Linked DNA regions of Homo sapiens: region 1 is linked to region 2. A link is an interaction called in ENCODE POLR2A ChIA-PET data of the cell type or tissue named here. Cell type or tissue: PC-9. All regions are shown on one strand. Each heading gives the region's core, and the rest is flanking DNA. Links, peaks and the distances in the headings are about the cores only.

What was found. Peaks named below come from ENCODE experiments on the same cell type or tissue, not always from the same donor. Only the 100,000 strongest peaks of a DNase experiment are listed, where the experiment ranks them.
Region 1: POLR2A ChIA-PET joins it to region 2 with 8 read pairs; 4 of 35 experiments call an interaction of 5 or more read pairs at or near these places.

What each region holds. Positions count from the first base shown.
Region 1 is chr5:75,016,736-75,023,978 of GRCh38, reverse strand. It overlaps a transcript of GCNT4 not described here. Among named protein-coding and RNA genes, the nearest start is that of GCNT4, 32 kb to the left of the region's middle. In PC-9, for the core only: a CTCF peak has its summit at 3,772; a DNase peak (open chromatin) is centred at 3,788; H3K27ac peaks cover 1,421 bases.
Region 2 is chr5:75,239,949-75,247,191 of GRCh38, reverse strand. LOC124901006 (a long non-coding RNA gene) reads right to left here. Exons shown (of 2, transcript XR_007058823.1): 2 at 6,304-6,455. Among named protein-coding and RNA genes, the nearest start is that of ANKRD31, 6.7 kb to the right of the region's middle. In PC-9, for the core only: no CTCF peak of the experiment used is centred there; a DNase peak (open chromatin) is centred at 3,881.

The DNA of each region.
Region 1 (7,243 bases), core at 830-5,829, 220 kb after region 2:
AAGCCACAGGAAGACTCTTCATCGGGCCTTACATACAACCTTCCCACAGAGCAGCAAAGCACGCCCTCCTGGAGCACCCTCGGTTGAATCATGCATAAGACAAACAGCCAGAAAAGAATCTCAGGGAAAATCATGGCCAGGAACCTGGGTAAATTTATTTTTTTGTTCTTCTTGTTTCTTGTTTTGTTCTTTGTTGTTTCTCATAGAACAATAAAGGAAATTAAACAGAAACCACGTATATTCATAATTCTAACATCCTGACAAAAGCATTATAGTTCTCTGAATGCTCTTATCTACATACACGTGTTTTGACATTTGCCCGCACTGCCAATATTTTTACAATCACTCTGCCATGTTGCTACATGGTCTTTATGGCTATGTAATGGTCATACCACAATTCACTCAGCCTCTACTTTACTGTAGGACATTTGAATTGTAAACTACTTTTTTTTTTTGCTGTCATAAATAACAGTGCTATGAACAGTGTTGTTCGTACAGCTTCTCCTTGAATTACTTCCTTATGATGCATTTCCATGAGAGAAATTATAATCCTGAAGAGAATGGAGTTTTTAATTGATTGTTTTTCATGTATGTTTGTTATAAATCAACTTCTCAGAAACTGTGCAGGATGCTTGGTTGATGTATACAACTACAGCCTCTACTTATGTGAAATTGTATTCATTTATTCTGATAAATGGCTCTTCAGATTCTCAAAGTAAGCCAAGACTTTTGCCTAAAACAAGGAAGTAGTTTTTCCTCTAGCAGATAAAAGATGGTGTTTTAATGCATGGGTAGTAAAGAGCTATTTCAGAATAATGTTCTTAAAGGCTTAACTTTGATGACTGACTCCATTCCAGGAAGGATCTAGAAGTTGCTAGTTCCTTCTAATATCCATTCTTTCTGGCATCCCTGGTTATATTCTGAGCAACAATGTGACCAGCTGTTAATTCCCAGCTTCCCTTTCAACTATGGGGTGGTGGGCAAATGAGTTTAAAGCCTAAGTCACTGGGTGGGACATCTGAGAGTGCGCTTGGAAGGTAATTTACCTAGCTTGCCTTCTCCCCATCTCTCTTGCTTTTTCCTGTGCCTAGAATGTTTGTTATAGCTGAAATTTCAGCAACCATTTTAAAACCATGAGGATGGGAGTTATATGGCAGGGACAGAGTGAAAATATGACATCTGAATCATCCAAGACTACCTACCTGCAGTCTCCTTTTATGTAAGGAAAAACTTGGTATGTGCTTTAAGCCACTGTCATCTCAAGTCTCTATTACTAACAGCTGGACATGATCCCTAACTTACACAATGTTTGTCTAGGACACTGGTTTTCAAACTCCAGTCTGCATCAGAATCATCTGGAGGCCTTCTAAAACACAGATTGCTCCCCGCCTTTCCCTCTTTCTCATTAAAGGGGAGGGAGATTTGCATTTCTAACAAGTTCCTAAGTGAGATTGATGCTGTTCTAAACTATGCTTTGAGAACCACTGTTAGGATATCTTTCCTGAACATTATTTCAACATTGCAAGCATTAGGCTGATTTTAATATTTAGAAACCACCAAATTTTGCAATAAGCATACATACCTCTTGATCCTAAGACACTATAGTTAAAAGTTCAGAAATATTTTATATGCTGTTTTATATGCTTTCTCTACATTGTTGAAGAGGTAGCTATCTATATTTTTAAAATAATGACCAAATTTGATGCATTTCTGTAACTATAGGTCCTCCTAAAATTGTTTTCAACCGCATGGCTGCCATACTTGTAACTATTTTATAAAATACAATGAAAAACAAATGAATTTTGGAGGGTGTGAGTAACCTGAAATCATGGGGGTGAAATCTCGAGTTCAGACGTATGTGTAATTCTATAAAACAAAGATGTATGCTAGTGAGATGGCCTCTACCCAGCTAAGAAAAAATTTCCATGGGAAAAAAATTATGAACTCTAAGGAGAATACAAAGTGGTGCAGGTGTAGCTTGGCTAGAGATAGAGTTTACATACTCAGGATCGTGTAAATGTTAAATATTGACCTAATCAATGCTACTGATATAATTTACAGGCAACATGAGGGGATAGAAAGGATGAATATGTTGGGTAGGAGTGTGGGTGGGTGTGAAAGACATCAAAATCATCTCAATGATCGGACTAGGTAGACAATGCCTGTAACTGAAAAACCAAATAGAGGAATAGAAAGATGTCACTCCAATTTGTGGAAGCAAAACCAAAAGAACCACTTCAGAGAGTTACTAGTCACCTCCAAGGAAAGGAAAGGGGGAATGCTGATTCTGTTTTGCAACAAGCCTTGCAACCAGGTCTTTAAACTTTGAAATAAAAACTGGGGAAACAAATAATTAACTGGTAAGGAAAAAGACATGATCTGTGATCAGACTGCTTGTAATCTAATAGCTAGTGCAAAGAACCAGAAACCTTATAAGGGTGGCTAGTGTTTCTGTCTACTCAGCCCTTCTTCCATCCCAGAATCTTCAGAGCACAAAGAGCCCTCCTGGCTACTGAGGTGGTCACGTGACCCAAGCTGGGCCAATTACAGCCTCTCACAGCCAAGGCCACACTAATTGGTCTAAGGAGTGGGCGCCTGATCTAAACGGGGCTAATCAGGGCTCTTGGGACTTGTTAAATTCCTGCCAGAGAATAAGAACCTCTTGTTCCTTTTTCTTTTTTAATCACAAAACATAAGGATGTGGGCTTGCTAGCCCAGCACAGCTCTCTCTGTGTCCACACCCCACTACTTGGACAAGTTTGTATCAGCGAATTAATGTTCCAAAAGGAACAGGGAAGAGAAAGACAATGACAGAGGGGGTCCTCGAGATGTTCAAGGCAGTCAATCAATCATTGGTGACACCAGCTCCACCTGCCCTTAGGTTCATTTACACAGCCCAATTCAATCTCTCCTTTTTGTGTGTTTACACAAAATTAAATTAAAGTTCACTTATGGTCATAAAAACTACCTTGTAGTCATAATACACAGTGGAATACCAAACAAAACTTATGGAAAGTTTCAAGCAAACACAAACAGAGAGAGAGAAGAGCATGATGAATCCCAACATCCTCATCACTCAGACCCACTATTGTCAATATTTTGACAATCCTATTTCATCTATCCACCCCTTCACCCCATTTTCCCACAGAAATATTTTAAAATAATTCTAGATATCAAATTATTTTACTTGTTAATAATAGATTGAACCATATGAAACTGCTGTTTTTGTAGGTCAGAAGTGGTCAACTATTGGCAATATTCTGTGTTCTGACCTAATATTTCAACAGTGTCAGGTCCACGGCCACGACTATGCCAAATGTCCTGCTTGGGGTTAGATTCCAGCCTCAGCTGAGGTCTGAGGCAAGTGGGTGGATGGGCGAATAGCTGAAAGAACACTCGGGGGGCTGTAAGTAGGTGAAATGTAATTTTATTCAGCAGCTCTCTCATCAGCAGCTCTCTTACACTGTCCACCTGTCTGCTCTGGCTCTGTGGCTCCTGCCACTCCCATGCTTGCAGCTGCACTCCCTGGCCTGCAAGGCCAGCCACAGGGTCAGCAGCCTAACTCTTTCCCTCTGGGCACAAGCCAGTTCCTGGCTCCCCCTCTGTCTGCCTTCGAAGCAACTGGCTCTCCCTTACAGGGGTCCCCAGCATTACTCTCTCTCTGGGCAGCAGCACGCAAGCTGTGCCGTGCCATGCCGTGCCGTGCCATGCCAAACTGAGCCCCGTGCACAGCATCTGCAGGGCAGTTATACCTTCTACAGACAATAGGGGCTCAGAGCCAAGTATGAACTTACACAAACAGGTTATATAACAAGTGGAGTATGCACCTGTGCCCTAAACTCGCTGAGTCACTCTGGCCTGGATGTCCACCTCGGCCTATTCCTTGACCAAAGCACATCCATGTACCTTATGAGTCTCCTAACTGCCAAAAACTCTTTTTTCCTGACATAACCACTAAGCCATTATCACACCTAACAAAATTAAGAATAATTCCTTAATGTCTAACAGTGAAACCATTTTCAAAATTTTCCAACTGTATCATATGTGTCTTTGTATTCACCATTTGTTTAAATCAGGATCCAAACAAGGTCTACACATTAATTTAGTGAAAATAACTTTGTAAGTGATCTTACTCTCATTTAGCACTGTCACTTAAAAGGAACCTAGGCAACTAATATGGAATGGTGGACAATCTTCAATCAACAACATTTAGAAGAATTGTCTCAGCTCCTTGTGTATATTACTAAATATACATATATTGCATTAATATGTTATATATATAAAATCTTACAGATTCCAGGCATTGTGATTTTGCTTCACAGGTTTTCTGCATTTGCTTTTATGAAGTAATTGCCAGTATCATGCCAGGAAATGAGAAAGGGCCCCAGGGAGGCCAACAGATATGGCTGAGGTCACCAGCTAATAACTGTCAGAGCTGAGATTGGGATTTTAAGTTGTGTGGCTCCCAAGTCCAAGCTCTTCGTTGCTATACCCAACCTGTGCTTTTTGCGCTGGTCCTGGTGAGCATTAATATGCCAGACAAATGCCTATTAATATTTTATTCCACAAATGTCTCGGTCAGCTCAAGGTGCTGTAACAAATGCACCACAGGCTAGATGACTTAAACATTTATTTCTCACGCTTGTGGAAGCTGGGAAGTCTAAGAACAAGGTGCTGGCAGATCTGGTGTGTGGTTAGGGCTCTCTCCCTGGTTTGCAGGTGGCTGTCTTCTCATTATATCCTCGTATGTCTGAGAGCAGAGATTGAGAGCAAGCTTCTGTGTCTCTTCTTATAAGGGCACTAATCCCATTTATGGGAGCTCTACCCTTATGACCTAATTGCCTCTCAAAGGCTCTATCTCCTCTTATGAGCACATTGGGGGTTAGGATTTCAACATACGAATTTGGGGGAGGGAAGACACAAACATTCAGTCTATAGCAACAAAGTACTGAGATCTTGTAGGAAAGGAGCTTATAAAAGTAAGCCAGGATTGAGGAATTGCATCCCTGTGACTCAGGGGAGTCAGTATGTAGGACCACCCTCTGCACTTCCTCTCTCTCGTCATCCTCCCTCTGCATCCCCAGCCCTCCCTGTGGTGCTTCTCTTCCCCTGACCTGGCTTGGCCTCTGGTCTTCCTCCCCTCACTTCCTTACTCCTAATGTTCATTCCTTTTGCCTCTTGCTTTATCTGCTTTTCCACTCAAGTTTTTTAAACTGAACCCTAGCCTGCAAACTAACCTCAACTCTGGTGGATGTTCATTTATAGCATTTTTTGCTCTGGTCAATCCAGACTAATTAAACCAGTACTGGTATTTCAGACTGAAGAGTTCAATCCCCTTCCCCTGTCAGAAGATCTAATTCACTCCACTTAAAACATGTTACTGGTGGCTCACACCTGTAATCCCAGCACTTTGGGGGGGATCACGAGGTCAGAAGTTCAAGACCAGCCAAGGTGGCAGGTCACGAGGTCAGGAGTTTGAGACCAGCCTGACCAAAATGGTGAAACCCCGTCTCTACTAAAAATACAAAAATTAGCTGGGCGTGGTGGCACAAGCCTGTAATCACAGCTACTCAGGAGGCTGAGGCAGGAGAATCGCTTGAACCCACGAGGCGGAAGTTGCAGTGAGCCGAGATCATGCCACTGCACTCTAGCCTGGGCAACAGAGTGAGACTCCATCTCAAAAAAATAAATCAATAAAAATAAAAAATAAACATGTTACCCCCGGTGACTCACAGCAGGCACAACATCTATGCTGAGTTGTAAGTTTCTCTGCTTTTATCATGTGGTCATCACCTGGCTCACGTAGCAGTTCCCAGGGAGATGTCTGCTTCAAGAGAACAACAATAATTGGAGAGATAGGAGGATCATCTTGGCAGCACTTCACAAACTTTAACGGGCATAGAAATCTTACTTGTGGGTCTTTTAAAATGAAAGTTCTGATTTGGTATTTCTGGGATTGGGCCTGAGTTGCTGCATTTCTAACAAGCTCCCTGGTGGTGTCAGTGCTGCTGGTCCATAGACCCACCCCTCTTTAACATGCAAGAATCTAGATCACTGGTTCTCAGCACCTGCTACACATTAAAACCCTCTATGATGCTTTTTATTAGGATAAGCTTAGGTGCAGGGATTCATAGGAGCTCCCAGGGGATTCTAATGAATAATCAGTGAAAACCACCACATTGGAGGCTGTAGTGGCAGCAGGAATTGGGTGGCCAGCAGAGAGATTCCTGGCGGGCGGAAGGTGCGGCATGGTCACGGGAAAGTGGAGGTCCTGGCTCCGGAGGGTCTTTGTTCTTCTGCATGCCCTGCCTCCCTTCGCTGTCCCTCACCTTTGCTCTCCCTTTTCTCTATTGTCCCTACAAATCCACCCCCTTCCTAAAGCATCTTCTCAACAAGAAAAAAAGCTGAACCAACTGAAAACCAATACTTTTCTTAGATCCATCAGAAAATTGAAGTCACAGGACAAACCTCACTCTGAAAATTGGAGACACAGGCAAATAAAGAGGATCCCAACTTACCAAGAGTAGAAGCCCACATCTGGAGCACACAGGTAGGAACACCGAAACTGAAATTGAAAATTTCTGAATGCTCACTGTGGGCAGTGTTGAGTTAAAAATTCCAGATGCCCCAGTTCTAGGGACACACCCCAGCTTTTGTTTTATCTTGAGGGGCCCCACCAAATTCTCAGGGTGAAGACTGGAGAAAAATTTCTTCATGCTTCCAATGGAGGGGAAAAAAGCTGTGGCTTCCAGGAAATAAATCTGAAAAAGATGTTGGGATTCAAAAACAACTGTAAATCTGAGCAAGCATGCAGTTCAGCACACAATCAGTGATGATGAGTTATTAGATGCTAGGCATCACGCTAGGTGCTGAGGATTGAGGATGAGTAAGACTGGCTCCCTCTCCTCCAGGAACTCTAGTCTAGTGGGAAATGCATATGTGCAAACAACTATGTCAGAGATTAATTGTTACTGCTCCTCATGTCTCATCTCTCCTTCTTTCATAATAATAGAACCCTCCTTTTAAGCTGAGCGTGTGCGTCTCAGCATAAAGAGTACATATCCCAGCCTCTCTTGCAAGGCAGGTGTCATCATGTAAGAATCATTGGCCAATGGGATGTAGTAGAAGTTTTTTGTGCAACTTTCTGAGACATGTTCTTAAAATAAGGGATGTCCCAGTGCTAACCCCCGGTAACTGTGGATATAACCTTAGTTGGGGAAAGGGTCATGCAGATATAATTAAA
Region 2 (7,243 bases), core at 1,166-6,165:
GGTGGGTGGATCACCTGAGGTCGGGAGTTCGAAACTAGCCTGACCATCATGGAGAAACCCTGCCTCTACTAAAAATACAAAACTAGCTGGGCATGGTGGCACATGCCTGTAATCCCAGCTACTCAGGAGGCTGAGGCAGGAGAATCGCTTGAACCCGGGAGGCAGAGGTTGCGGTAAGCTGAGATCATGCCACTGCACTCCAGTCTGGGCAACAAGAGCGAACCTCCATCTCAAAAAAAAAAAAAAAAGAATGTGACTCTATTTGGAAATATAGTCATTGCAGTTGTAATTAGTTAAGGTGAGTTTATAGTGGAGTAAGGTGGACCCTAATCCAATATGATTGGTGTCCTTATAAGAAAAGAAGAGACCCAGAGACAAAAACGCACTAGAACACCAGGTGATGATGAAGGCAGGGATTGGAGTGATGCATCTACAAGCCAAGGAATGCCATGAATTGTGGCCAAGGTCAGAAACTAAGAGAAAGGCATGGAACAGATTGTCCTCTAGAACCTTCAGAAAGAGCATGGCCCCATCCACATCTTGATTTTAGATTGCTGGCCTCCAGAATGGTGAGAAAACAAATGTCTGTTGTTGCCGGGCGCGGTGGCTCATGCCTGTAATCCCAGCACTTCAGGAGGCCAAGGCAGGTGGATCACAGGTCAGGAGACCGAGACTATCCTGGCCAACATGGTGAAACCCTGCCTGTACTAAAAATAGAAAAATTAGTTGGGCATGGTGGCAGACACCTGTAATCCCAGCTACTCTGGAGGCTGAGGCAGGAGAATTGCTTGAACCCGGGAGGCGGAGGTTGCAGTAAGCCGAGATTGCACCACTGCATTCTAGCCTGGTGACAGAGCGAAACTCTTTCTTAAAAGACAAATACGTAAATAAATAAAAAATAAGTATCTGTTGTTTTAAGCCATCCAGTTTGTGGCAATTTGTTAATGACAGCCTTAGGAAACTAATACCAGCACTAATCATAAAAGAAAAAAACTGATAAATTGGACAGTATCCTAATTAAAACCTTTTACTCATCAAAAGACACTTATATTAAGAGGCCAGGTGTGGTGGCACACGTAATTCCAGTACTTTGGGAGTCCTAGATGGGCAGATTGCTGAAGCCCAGGAATTCCAAATCAGCCTGGTCAACATGACAAAACCCTGTCTCTACAAAAAATACAAAAATTAGCCAGGCATGGTGGTGTGTGCCTGTAGTCTCAGCCACTTGGAAGGGTATGGGGGGCTGAGGTGGAAGGATCACTTGAGCCCAGGAAGTGGAGGCTGCAGTGAGTCGTGTTCATGCCACTGCACTCCAGCAGCCTGGGTGACAAAGGGAGACCTCATCTCTTAAAAAAAAAAAATAGACAAGCCAGAGACTAATAAAAAAAATTCATGATACAGATATTTGACAAAGGCCTCTCATATCCAGAATATGTAAAGGAATGTTAGAAATCGATAATAAAAATACAAACAGCCCAATGGAAAAGTGTGCAATAAATTTGAATAGACACTTCACGAAAGGTATATAGACAGCCAACAAGCACACAAAAATTTGCTAGTATTATTAGGCATGAGGGAAATGCAAATTAATACCACAGTGAGATACTATTTCATATCCATTGAAATGGCTGGCACATAAAAGATTGACAATACAAATGCTCGTGAAGATATGACGCAAAGGGAACTTTCATACATTGCTGTTGGGAGTCGTCCTCTCTTTGGAGAACTACACGGCAGCTTTTTAATAAAGTTAAACATATACCTACTATATGACCAGGAATTTTGCTCATCAGGTATTTATGTACCCAAAGAGAAATGAAAACATACACCCACAAAAAGATTTCAACAGGAATGTTCATAGCAATCTTATTCATTACAGTGTCCAAACTGAAAATAACATATATGTCCATTAACAAGAGAATGCACTGAACAAATTTGGTCTATTTGCATAATATAACAATACTCAGCAATAAAAAGGAATGACCTGGTGCAAACAATGTTGGCGAATCTTGAAAACATAAAACTAAGTAAAAGAAGCCAGTTTAAAAAAATACGTACAGTGTGATTCCATTTGTATGAAAAACTATCATTTGCAGGTGGATTTTGAGGAAAGGGCAGGAGTGATGGAAATATTCTTGATCTTGTTTTAAGTACTTAGGTGGTTACCTGAGTGTGTGTGTGTCTGTGTGTGTGTGTGTGTACATACACATGCACGAAGAGAGAGAGAGAGTCAAAAATCATTGAACTGCATTTTTTTACTATGTGAAGATTCTGATTAACCTCTTGTCACTGGGATTTTTTGTGGGTATAGCTGGTATTTTTTTTCTACAGTGGCAGACCTACTAATACATTAGTCTAAACCTGTTTATATGGCTGTTTCGGTTCTACACAAAGAAGATCCCATTATCATGTATTTATTTGGCAATATTATCAGTCCAGAAATTATTAAAATTTCTCTTTTTATTATGTCTTATTTATGTAAATTATACTTTTAAGATTCAAGCTATTGCTTGTGTATTACCTTTTTTTCCCACCTACAACTCCCATTCTCTTCCTTTAGAGTTGAGTATGCTGTTAAACAAAATAAATGTAGAAATATAGAATGGCTCAGAAAACACATTGAAGTGAAAATACAAGATTTGTGCATTTCATTGTATGTCAATTATACCTCAATAAAAAGAAGAAATAAAAATTTGTGGTGTTCTGCAGTATCAGGATCAGGTGGTGTCTTGGTATGTGTGGAGGGCTTTATTTATATCTTCGTATCTCTTTAACCTTCCTAAACAACCACAAATAAACATAGAATCTAAGATAAAGCCACAAATATTCCATGTAAGCAGCTAAGTGAAAACCGTGTTTGCTATTCAAATGCAAGCTTTGGTGAAGTTTCAGAGCCCTCACTTCCAAGCAGATTTCATCCTTAAGCCTTTCCTGTATGAAATTCCAGAGCTGTCGTTGTTGTGCTCTTTGCTTTATTCTGCAAACAAGGTAACATGGGCAGCTACACATGTCCTAATATACAGCCGTATTTCATTCTTTATAATGACAGCAGAGTATTTCACTGCATAATCCCCTAATGATGAACACTTAGTTTGTTTCCAACTTTTCAAAATTACAGTTGGTGCAAGCATATCAGTAATATAGGAATAAATTCCTAAAAGTGGAAAGGCTATCTCTAGGGGTATATACATGTAAAACTTTTTTTTTTTTTTAAGAGAGTCTCTTTCTGTTGCCCAGGCTGGAGTACAGTGGTGCAATCTTGGCTCACTGCAACCTCTGCCTCCCAGGTTCAAGCGATTCTCCTGCCTTAGCCTCCCAAGTAGCTGGGACTACAGGCATGTGCCACCACACCCTGCTAATTTTTGTATTTTTAATAGAGACAGGTTTTCACCAAGCTGGCCAGGCTGGTCTTAAACTCCTGACCGCAAATGATCCACCTGACTAGGCCTCCCAAAGTGCTGGGATTAAAGATATGAGCCACCGTGCCCAGCCCATGTGAAACATTTTCATAGATGTTGCCAAACTGGTCTCCAAAAAAGATTGAACTCATCTCCCTCCAAGAGTATATGAGAACACCTATTTTCCCCGATCATTGCCAGTGCTGAGCATTATCAGTCTTTTTTTAAATCTTTGCCAGACTAATAGATAAAATAAACCAACAAACGTGTCATTGGCTGTTTTAATGTATATTTCTTTAATTATGAGTTAGGTTAAGCATGGTTTAAAATCCAATGTTTTAATCAGTTACTATCACAGAAAAAGACCAGATGTGGGGAGGAATAGAAATGGAAAGACATTGAAATATAGACTTTTTAGCATTCGGGCCATCAGTGAGTATCACTTGTCTGGACAAGCAGGCAAGGAGGAAGCTGTCAAACTTGTTAAACTAGTTGACAAAATCAATGTCATGTTCTCTAGGCTGTTGCATTTGAGTCTGTAATTCTTTTTGACAGTCTGTCATGGCCTTATTACTTTGATTGCCAATTCTTGATGCCAACATTACATTGTGTTTATAAGGGGAAAGTAATCTAAGAATCCTTACAAAACCCTGATGATATATAATAATAGTTTAATGCCTGTGTTCCAATATTGTTTTTTTCACATCATGATAAATTATACAATGTTGTAAGGTATTTCTTCTGAGACAGAAGATCAGTGTATAGCTATTGCCCCTTTCTGCTTCTGAAGAAACATTATTTACAGTCTAATAGACTAAACAATGAATAACTGTAATAGTAGAGACCACATAGAATAGCAACATCTGGTAGGCATCCTGGAGTAATGGGTGGGGAGGGTCGTTATAATTTACCTCTAGGTGTGTCTAGTCCTCTGATTCTCCTTTGTGAAATGCCAAGTGTTTTTTCAATCATCCTCTGCTGATTTTATGGGCTTCATTATAATATATCTTTTAATCAATTGCCAGAATAACAGATACCATTAGTGATTCTTCAGAGGTTTTTCATCTTGGAAATACTAATTATATTAGGCTATCATCTGAAATTTCACAGTACTGAAACCACCTTTGCAAAATTATAACTTAGGAAATTAAGACAGTGAAAGAAATCTGACCTAATCAACTCCGTCTTGCTTCTAACCTTTAAGCTGTCCTTGTTCATTCCTGGGTGTAGGCCAAACTAACTTTGGGAAGGAGTTCAGTTCATGGTTTGACTGAAACAAAATTGAAAATACCCCTTTCCCGAAAAGACCCCCTTCTTGCCTGGGATCAGTCTGTCTTTTCAGGACTAACAAGTTAGCTATAAGATTAGAAATTACAATTTGGGGGTCATGCAGCCTCTGGCTCCAAGAGTCTGAATCTCCCCAAATTGCTTCTGGGGATAACATCACTACTGTAAAACCTAAAATCAGTGCCCAAGATATTTTGCAGTCCCTGAGCTTGATGGATCAGCTGACACCACCCAGACTGATAATCTGGCTCAACCAGTTCTGCCATCCACCCAGGAACAGAAGACAGCAAGAAAACCTAACTTCCACCCCCTATGATTCCATCTCCAACCTGACCACTCAGCACTCCCCACTTCCCAAGCCCCTACCCACCAAATTATCTTTAAACACTCTGATCCCCAAATGCTCGGCAAGACTGATTTCAGTAATAACAAACTTCGGTCTCCTGCATAGCCGGCTCTGCGTGAATTACTCTTTCTTCATTGCAATTTCCCTGTCTTGATAAATTGGCTCTGTCTAGGCAGCAGGCAAGGAGAACCCATTGGGTGGTTACAGTACTTTCAACTTTCTGAAGTGTTTTATGTCTATTTTATGCCATTTTAAAGTGAAATTGAACTTATTAAATTCTGCACTAAGAAGGGACAGCCTATAGGAGTTGTGGGTGGCATATCCCCACACATATGAATCAGCTATAATGATCGCTAAAAAACAAATTTAGGGCTGGGTGTGGTAGCTTACCCCTGTAGTCCCAGCACTTTGGGAGGCTGAGACGGGCAGATCACCTGAGGTCAGGAGTTCGAGATCAGCCTGGCCAACATGGCGAAGCCCCGTCTCTACTAAAAAAATACAAAAATTAGCCAGGTGTGGTGGCACATGCCTGTAATCCCAGCTATGAAGGAGGCTGATGCAGAAGAATTACTTCAACCCGGGAGGCGGAGGTTGCAGTGAGCCGAAATCGCATCACTGTGCTCCAGCCTTGGCAACAAAAGTGGAACTCCGTCTCATAAATAAATAAATAAATAAATAAATAAACAAACAAATTTAGGTACTAAACCAACACTTAATCATGTGCAAACTTGCCTTTGTGTGCTCCATTATTTTGCAGTTTTTGAGAAAAGATTTCACATATCCTGATTTTTCAGTTACATACTTATTCCCATCCATTAAAAAAGTTTACATGACAGCTTTAATTTGTGCCAAACATGTGAATTGCTTGGGTTAATGGATTAGTAACTTATTTTTGTTTAAAAAAAAGTCTAAGTCTTTGAGAAAATGATTCTTTTGGAAAGTGTATTTTTTTTTTTTTTTTTTTTTTTTGACACAGGATCTCACTTTGTCACCCAGGCTGGAGTGCAGTGGTGCAATCATAGCTCACTGCAACTCCTGAGCTCAAGGGATCCTCCTGCTTCAACCTCCCGAGTACCTGGGTCAAATGTGCGCCACCACTTCTGGCTAATTTATTTTTATTTTTGTAGAGATGGGGGTCTCTCTATGTTGCCCAGGCTCCTCGGCTCAAGTGATCCTCCCATCTCTGCCTCCCGAAGTGCTGGGATTACAAACATGAACCATTGTGCCCTGTCGGGAAAGTGTATTTTAAAATACTTATCATGGAATACTTGGTGAAATACTTCATATAGTTTTATTTTGGGGAGAAATATTACTAAGGTGAAAGTGGCTGCTGGATTTAGTCTCTTAGAGATTCATATTGTGTTATGATAAATCAAATCTTCCATGAAAGTCTCATCTCTTACAGTTCTAGGATCCAAAGTAACCTGGATAGGAAATAAATAATATGAAGCTATAGGCAGCGAAGAATCTTAATTATAAAAGCAAAATATATTGTGTAATCACAAAATAATGAGCCTTCTTTTTCTTTTTAAACATCAAAAAAAAATTTTAAATTCACCTTTACAACAATAATTCCCCAAGAGGACATTTTTCTTGTAAGATTATAGCCCAAATGGAGTAGACCAAGTAAAATTTAATTACATTTCTTAAAAATTATGGCCAGGCGTGGTGGCTGAAGCTTGTAATCCCAGCACTATGGGAGGCCGAGGTGGGTGAATCACCTGAGGTCAGGAGTTCGAGGCCAGCCTGACCAACATGGAGAAACCCCGTCTCTACTAAAAATACAAAATTAGCCGGGTGAGGTGGCACATATCTGTAATCCCAGCTCCTTGGGAGGCTGAGGCAGGAGAATCACTTGAACCCGGGAGGTGGGAGGTTGCAGCGAGCCAAGATCGCGCCATAGCACTCCAGCCTGGACGACAAGAGCGAAACTCCGTCTCAAAAAAAAATTTTTTTTCCCCCTCATTAACTATGGTTATTCTGAATATAAAGTGTATAGGAGAGGCAGGATAAAGTCTTTTTATCGTTATTAATTTTAGAATAATAAATGGTGTCTAGCAACCTCCAAAAGTAGCCAATTATTATTTTTTAATAATAATGTTTACAGATTTTTACATACTCGGCGATGTTTTAATCTATTTGAAAATTCAAACTAATTCAAAAGAAAGCTGAGCTCTATTTCCTTTGAAACACAGTTGCAGTACCTGATTCC